Regions from separate parts of the Homo sapiens genome. Here all the other regions are linked to region 2. Evidence: chromatin loops called from intact Hi-C (ENCODE). Cell type or tissue: heart right ventricle. All regions are shown on one strand. Region 1 has its middle 3.0 kb from the start of OR2S2. Region 2 has its middle 2.9 kb from the start of CCIN. Region 3 has its middle 28 kb from the start of RECK.

Region 1 (2,500 bases), 210 kb before region 2:
TGGTAACTGACAAGTTGTCAACTTCTCCTTAGGTAATTGGTATTTTAAGTTGTCTATCTTTTTAATGGTTAACTGGGTAATCTGTTTTTTCTTAGAATATAAATTTCCCCCCCAAATTTTCACATTTATTTCTGGGAGTGGAACAAAATATCCTTACAAAATGTCTACTTTTCTTGGCACCAGTGGTTTGGATCAGATTAGTGTTTGGTGGTGTCTGTGGACTGGGGACCCTGGGGATGGGGATGAAGGGTGGGCTGAGCAGATGGAGCCCAACTCCCTCCCCTGGCCCCCACATCTATTCTGCCCCCCACCTCCATTTCAGCCAAAGCAGATATACTTTATATTTGGAGTTTTAACTTAAAGATTTCGTAGGGCATTTGGTCACTAGAGTAAAAGCCTAAAGCACCCACTAACCCAGAACTGTGATTTTTAAAATAATACATTTGTCTGTATGATTAAGTATAATAATATAATAGTTTTGCCTCCCCTTGACACCCAAAAGAGAGTGGGAGTGAAAGGTGCCACTGTTCCTAGAGGAAGCAATGTAATTTCTGACTCAACAGTTACACTATAATAATGTAATTTATAATATAAATGGATATGACTGCCATTCCTCAAGGAAGAGAAAGTGAGTGGAGGACAGCCTCACAAGAAGGCAGGCTTGTTCAAGTATCTCTCTCTGCCAGACAGATCTCCACTGCCCTGGGGAAACAGAGTTAGCTTAGCACCATCATTATTATTCCCAAGGTATTTTCAGAAATATCACACTGGAATTAGATGATACTGTGGACACAATTTAGTACCTGTCAGTTGGGTAAACTGGGTGATTTTGGCACAGGTGGAAGTATGCGGGCTATTTATGCTGGAGGGAAAAAGACCCAGGAACCAGGAGAACAATCTTTATATATCGGAAGAAAGAAGAGATAAGGTGTATTTCATGTAAAGGCACGAAGCTGAATTAGGACTGGAAGATGCTATCGGAGACAGATGTTAATGGAGACACGTATATGTTAGCACAATTCAAGGAAGAATTTGCTAGTAGGGCTGAATGAAACAGCTAGAACCTGGAAGTGTTAATTCTCTATCACTGGAGGTATCCAAGCAGATGCTGGATGAGTGGGGTCAGGGATATTGGAGAGAAACTCCATGAACTATGCAGTTAGCGGTGAAGAAAGAGACCTGTGCAGCTGCCTCTAAAAACACGACATGGCTCTGTAAATGTCTGAAGTTGGCTTGCATGGCCACTAGATGTCACTCTTGTGTATCTGCAGTAGCAAGATCGTTTCTCTTCTAGGGCAAGTAGAAATCAGAACCTTAGACTAACACAATATAGTGAAATTTTATTAGCAACATATACATCCTTATCTTATGCAATTCAATGTTTTTTTAATAGAGATAAGGTCTCACTATGTTGCGCGGGCTGGTCTTGAACTCCTGAGCTCGAGTGATCCAATTCATTCTTGACAAATATAAGAAAACTTAAATATATCACTTGAAGCAAAAATATTCCAAGAACTATTCTTAAAAACAGATTCACTTTCTAAAGTTTCCTTTTAAATAAGTCTTTTGATATTCTCAGACTTTGATATAACTTGCCATAAAACTGCTGCTTTTCATCCACAGCAATTTCTGAACCTCTTGTATGTCTTCTGTGTCTATGAATAGATAGGCAAAAGAGGTTAAGGAATCTGCCCAAACCCTTAGGTAAAAAAACATTGGCCTGGCGCAGTGGCTCAGGCCTGTAATCCCAGCATTTTGGGAGGCTGAGGTGGGCGGATCACCTTGGCCTGGTCAGGAGTTCACCTTGGACTTGGTCAGGTGTTCAAGACCAGCCTGGCCAACATGGTGAAACCCATCTCTACAAAAATACAAAAATTAGCTGGGCATGATGCCAGGTGCCTGTAATCCCAGCTGCTCTGGAGGCTGAGGTGGGAGAATCGCTTGAACCTGGGAGGCGGAGGTTGCAGTGAGCCGAGGTCTTACTATTGCACTCCAGCCTGGATGACAGAGCAAGACTCTGTCTCAAAAAAAAAAAAAAAAAAAAAAAGCTTCCCAATTTTTATTGTGCTGAACTTTGGAGGCTCAGGAAATGCTACAACTTTATACCCTATTGAACATTCACAGTGGACCTTTGCATAATAAAGGCTCTGAGAAGTCTTGGAACAAAGAAACCTATGAAAATTTAGCCCCATAGGCTAGGACACTGTGGCTCACGCTTGTAATCCCAGCACTTTGGGAGGCTGAGTCGGGCGGATCACTTGAGGCCAGCAGTTTGAGACCAGCCTGGCCAAAATGGTGAAACCCTGTCTTTACTAAAAATACAAGAATTAGCCGGGCATGGTGGTGTATGCCTGTAGTCCCAGCTACTCAGGAGGCTGAGGGATGAGGCTTGCTTAAACCTGGGAGGCAGAGGTTGCAGTGAGCCGAGACTGCACCACTGTACTCTCGTCTGGGTGACACAGCGAGACTCTGTCTCAAAAAAAAAAAAAAAAAAGAAATT
Region 2 (2,500 bases):
TCCCGGGTGAAGATGTCCCAGGAGGCGAGATCTGCCAGCCTGCATGTCCATGGGAGCCAGAAGGTGTCTGGCATCAGCACCAAGAGGCCTCATCATTCACCCAAGTTGCTGCTGCTGCTTTGCAGAAGGTAAGGGCTGAAGAGGCATTAAGGGCTTAATTATTCTCCCAGGGAGACTGGTCTCCGGAGGAGGAGGCTGAAATTGAAGTCTACTTCCAATGGGGAAAACAGAAGTTCTTCACTTTGTGCACGTATCATATCCCAAGAGACCGAGTCTCTCTATCGCATTCGGGCGGGAAGGTGGACAAATTCAGTTTAAAAGGGTATTTTTGGCCAGGTGCGGTGGCTAACGCCTGTAATCCCATACATTAGGAGGCCAAGGTGGGTGGATCACGAGGTCAGGAGTTCAAGACCAGCCTGGCCAAGACGGTGAAACCCCGTCTCTACTAAAAATACAAAAGTTAGCCGGGCGTGGCTGCGCGCGCCTGTAATCCCAGCTACTTGGGAGGCTGAGGCAAGAAATTACTTGAACCCGGGAGGCGGAGGTTGCAGTGAGCCGAGATCGGGCCACTGCACTCCAGCCTGGGGGACAGAGTGAGACTCCATCTCAGAAAAAAAAAAAAAAAAAAGGGAAGGGGCGTATTTTCAAATAATTTTCAAGTTACCAAATCTAAAAATAAGGAAAAGACTAGTCTGGAATGAACGGACGAGGGAGGGAGACAATGAGAATGAGAATATGACTAAGCCAGGGAGGGAAAGAGCTGGAACGGCTCAGATTCCCGAGGCTGATACTGAAATTTCCCGGGAGGGGCACTGAGGACGGCCCGAGGGTCTAGAGTGGGGCTTGGGCCCAGATTGGAGGAGATCAGAGAGGTAAGTCCTTTCTGTACCTTCTCGCGAATGCCTGGGCGAGATGCAAGTCCAGGCCCTTCTCTGGGGTCTCTTCCCAAAGGCTGGTCCGGGTGGGGCTACTGGGCTCTTTTGCCTCCCCCTCCCTCCCGCCCGCGGCGCTCCAGCTGGCGCTTATCCCCTTCTTGCACGAACAGCAGTTCCACAGACGCCCCACAGGACTCCGGGAGCCCCACGCCAGCCAGGAATCTGTCCGAGTCTGCGGGCACCCTCCTCTCTCCCCGCAAAGGACTCGCAGGGGTCAGGAAACCCCCCCAGCTGTTACTGGGAGTCGGAGACAGTCTTCTGGCCTCTGGAGGGCGCGCCTCCGTTGGGGGCTCAGCGTCCCCATCTGTAAAGTGGGGACAGGTGTGTGTCTGGGGAAATCTAAGGAGTCCTGCAAGGCTGAGAGCCCCCGATCCTGCCGTTTGAATTCCAGGGTCGCGGCGGACGGCACGGCGCTGCCGCCTTTGCACGGTGGCGCGTGGAGGCAAAGCGAAAAAGGGGACGCCCCGCGCCTCTTTTCCATCCTGGAGAGGGGTTGGGGTGGTGCCCGGCGCAGAGGCGGTGCGCTCGGGGGCGGGGACGACCCTCCAGCGCCACCGCGTGGCTGGACTGGGTTCGGGCGGCGGGCCCAGAAGAGACGCGAGGTAGCCACAGCCTCCTCAGCTACCGCGAAACCAGAACCACGATGACCACAAGTTTTTATGAAGGGAGCAGCCACGAACGCCGGCGCTGGGCGAACTGGTGTAATATGAGTAAGAAAACGGCAGCTAGCATTGATTGAGCTTTATGACAAGCCCACTACTCTCCAGTCCTTTTCTCATTTAAACTCTAATAATAGGCCGGGCACGGTGGTTCACGCCTATAATCCCAACCCTTTGAGAGGCCGAGGCGGGCGGATCACCTGAGGTCAGGGGTTCGAGACCAGCTTGGCCAACATGGTGAAACCTCGTCTCTACTAAAAATACAAAACTTTGCCGGGCATGTTGACAGGCGCCTGTAATCCCAGCTACTGGGGGTGGGGGGTGAGGGGGGTTGGGGGGTTGGGTAATAAAAGACAGGGGAATTGCAACAGAGAAAGAGTAATTCACACAGAGCCAGCCGTGCGGGAGACTGGAGGGTTTTGTTTTTGTTTTTTGGGGTTTTTTTTTTTGAGACGGAGTCTCACTCTGTCGCCCAGGCTGGAGTGCAATGGTGCGATCTGGGCACGCTGCAACCTCCGCCTCCCGGGTTCGAGCGATTCTGCTGCCTCAGTCTCCCCAGTAGCTGGGATTACAGGCATTACAGGCATGCACCACCACTCCCAACTAATTTTTGTATTTTTAGTAGAGACAGGGTTTTGCCATGTTGGCCAGGCTGGTCTCGAAACCATGACCTCAGGTGATCCGCCCACCTTGGCATCCCAAAGTGCTAGGATTACAAGCATGAGGCACCGCGCCCGGCCTGGAGTTTTATTATTACTCAAATCAGTCTCCCGGAGCATTGGGGGAGCAGAGTTTTTAAAGATAACTTGGTGGGTAGGGGGAAGCCAGTGAGCCAGGAGTGCTGCTGATTGGTCAGAGATGAAATCATGGGAGTTGGAGCTGTCTTCTTGGGCTGAGTCAGTTCTT
Region 3 (2,500 bases), 160 kb before region 2:
AGCATGAAGAGTCTTCCAAGTTCTGCCACATCACCGCTAAAGGACATCCCAATGGCCAAACATGCTTTGGGAAATATTCTTTACCCTTGTGTACTTGTAGACTGTCTGTCATGAAAGAGGAAGTGATTATGTCCCATGTAGCCAAAGGCTAATCAATTCCCAAAGCTAAAAAGTCAGACAGAAATTACCATGTATTTCTATAAAGTTACACCGAATGTGCTTGCCTGTCCTGCCTCCCTTTTACCTCCTCCACCTCTTCCTCCTTTGCCACCCTCAGACAGCAAGACCAACCCCTCCTCCTTCTCCTTCTCCTCCTCAGCCTATTCAATGTGAAGACAAGGAGGATGAAGACCTTTATGATGACCCATTCCACTTAACGAACAGTAAACATGTTTTGTCTTTCTTGTGATTTGTGTGTGTGTGTGTGTGTGTGTGAGAGAGAGAGAGAGAGAGAGAGAGAGAGAGAGAGAGAGACAGGGTCTAGCTCTGTCATCCAGGCTGGAGTGCAGTGGCACCAACTTGTTTCACTGCAACCTCTGCCTCCCAGGCTCAAGCCATCCTCCCTCCTCAGCCTCTGGAGTAGCTGGGACACAGGCACATGCCACCACACCCGGATAATTTTTGTATTTTTGGTAGAGACAGGGTCTCACTTTGTTGTCCAGGCTAGTCTCCAACTCCTGAACTCAGGCGATCCACCCACCTCGGCTTCCTAGAGTTCTGGATTACAGGCATGAGCCACTGCACCCAGCATGATTTTCTTAATATTTTCTTTTCTCTAGCTTACTTTATTATGAGAATACAGTATAATAATACATTTAACATACAAAATATGTGTTTATCTACTGTTTATGTTATCGATTAGGCATTCAGTCTAACAATAGGCTATTAGTAGTTGTTTTGGGGATTTTCAACTGCAATGGGGATCGGCGCCCTAATCCCCGCGCTGTTCGAGGGTCAACTGTATTTTTTTCATGTGCCTCTTTCTCGCCACTAGAGGGTGCACTCCCAGAAGGCAGGGACCCTGGGTTACTCTGCACATTTCTGCCTTTTGCCGCTAGAGGATGCACTCCCAGAGGGCATGGACCCTGGGTTACTCTACACATTTCTGCCTTTTATGGAGCATACGCTCAATAATTGTTTGCTGAATAAAGGAATGTCCCCATTCTCTAGACTCATCCCTGTCCTGGGTCACATTCTGTCCATGACTCGTAAGAGGTCTGGGAGCACGTGCACAGATGACAGGAAGCTGAAAGGACAGTGACTTGGGTGCCCAGTGAGGATTGAGGCAGAACACAGCAGGTTGCTTCAAGGTGTTTAATCCAATGAGATGAACATTTAGAGGGAGAGTAAAGGTCTTTCAGTCAGATGCCCCAAGCCACTGCGTAAGCACAGACTGGGGGTGACGGGGCTCGGCTGCAGCACAGGAGAAAGCACCTGGGCTTTGAATGAATCCTGGAATCACTAACCCACAGATTGTTGGACCCTGTTAATGAGATTATGATGTTCAGAAAGAAAGAAAGGGGACAAGGAAAGAAGGAAGGGAAAGAGGAAGGGAGAGAAGAAGGGGGAGAAGAAGCAGACAGCTGACTTCCTCCAGTGCTGCCAACATAATTTGTTCTTGGGGATGTTATCCCAGAAGGATAGAAAGTTTCTAAACTGAGTACAACTCACTTTCCAAACCTTAAATGACTTCAGGGTCTACAATGGTCCCAAAGAATAAACTGCAATTTAAATTATCTTCTAAGGGTGATGGCCAGTCCTTTGGAGATTGTGCCCCAAGCACATGAGGCAGGAGAAGCAGAAAGGACCCTTCACCTGTCACATGTCCTGAGCCCTCACCCTGGCGTTCAGACCCAGTGTCACTGTTTCTGACATGTAGCCTCTTTCCAAACCTTGGAAAATCGATCATTCTTGCTCATGATGTTTTTTTATAAAAGTAAGGGCAAGTTTTGGTGAAAGGAATTCCACAATTTTCATTAGCATTGGCTATATTTATTTTTTAAATAAATTGATACATAATAGATATACATAATAGATACATAATATCTATTATTGATACATAATAGATATACATGGTTTTAAGGTACATGTGATAATTTAATACATTCATATAATCTGCAAGGATCAAGTCAGTGTAGTTGGGATATCCATGACTTTAAACATTTGTCTTTATGCTAGAAATATTTGAATTATTCTCTTCTAGCCATCTTGAAAGGTATAGTAGCTTATTGTAAACTATAGTCACCCTCCTGACCTATTGAACACTAGGTCTTATTCCTTCGATCAAACCATATATTTTCACCCATTAATCAACAGCATGGTTACATTTCTATCATCAGACTTGATTGTAATGGAATGGGGGCTTGAGGAGGGCAGATGTGAAGCTGTTTCATTGGTATGATATTATTCTCACAAAATCAAATAGACCTCCTCAACCTGCAAGAATGTCTGAGATCATCTGGCCTCACCCTGCCATCATGCTGAGGAAATGGGGGCTTGC

What was found. Hi-C counts contacts between places; a loop is a spot of excess contacts. Peaks named below come from ENCODE experiments on the same cell type or tissue, not always from the same donor. Only the 100,000 strongest peaks of a DNase experiment are listed, where the experiment ranks them.
Region 1: a loop joins it to region 2, with 5 times the contacts of the local background. A loop is called at or near these places in 34 of 110 quality-filtered maps.
Region 3: a loop joins it to region 2, with 2.2 times the contacts of the local background. A loop is called at or near these places in 29 of 110 quality-filtered maps.

What each region holds. Positions count from the first base shown.
Region 1 is chr9:35,953,881-35,956,380 of GRCh38, forward strand. No RefSeq gene overlaps it. Among named protein-coding and RNA genes, the nearest start is that of OR2S2, 3.0 kb to the right of the region's middle. In heart right ventricle, CTCF peaks have their summits at 1,242 (motif pointing right) and 1,444; a DNase peak (open chromatin) is centred at 1,227; H3K27ac peaks cover 246 bases.
Region 2 is chr9:36,165,204-36,167,703 of GRCh38, forward strand. No RefSeq gene overlaps it. Among named protein-coding and RNA genes, the nearest start is that of CCIN, 2.9 kb to the right of the region's middle. RefSeq lists enhancers at 1,091-1,200, 1,291-1,791 and a silencer at 1,391-1,600. In heart right ventricle, a CTCF peak has its summit at 1,508 (motif pointing left); DNase peaks (open chromatin) are centred at 1,088 and 1,488; H3K4me3 peaks cover 1,133 bases; H3K27ac peaks cover 1,831 bases.
Region 3 is chr9:36,007,939-36,010,438 of GRCh38, forward strand. No RefSeq gene overlaps it. Among named protein-coding and RNA genes, the nearest start is that of RECK, 28 kb to the right of the region's middle. In heart right ventricle, CTCF peaks have their summits at 988 (motif pointing right) and 1,196; a DNase peak (open chromatin) is centred at 1,023.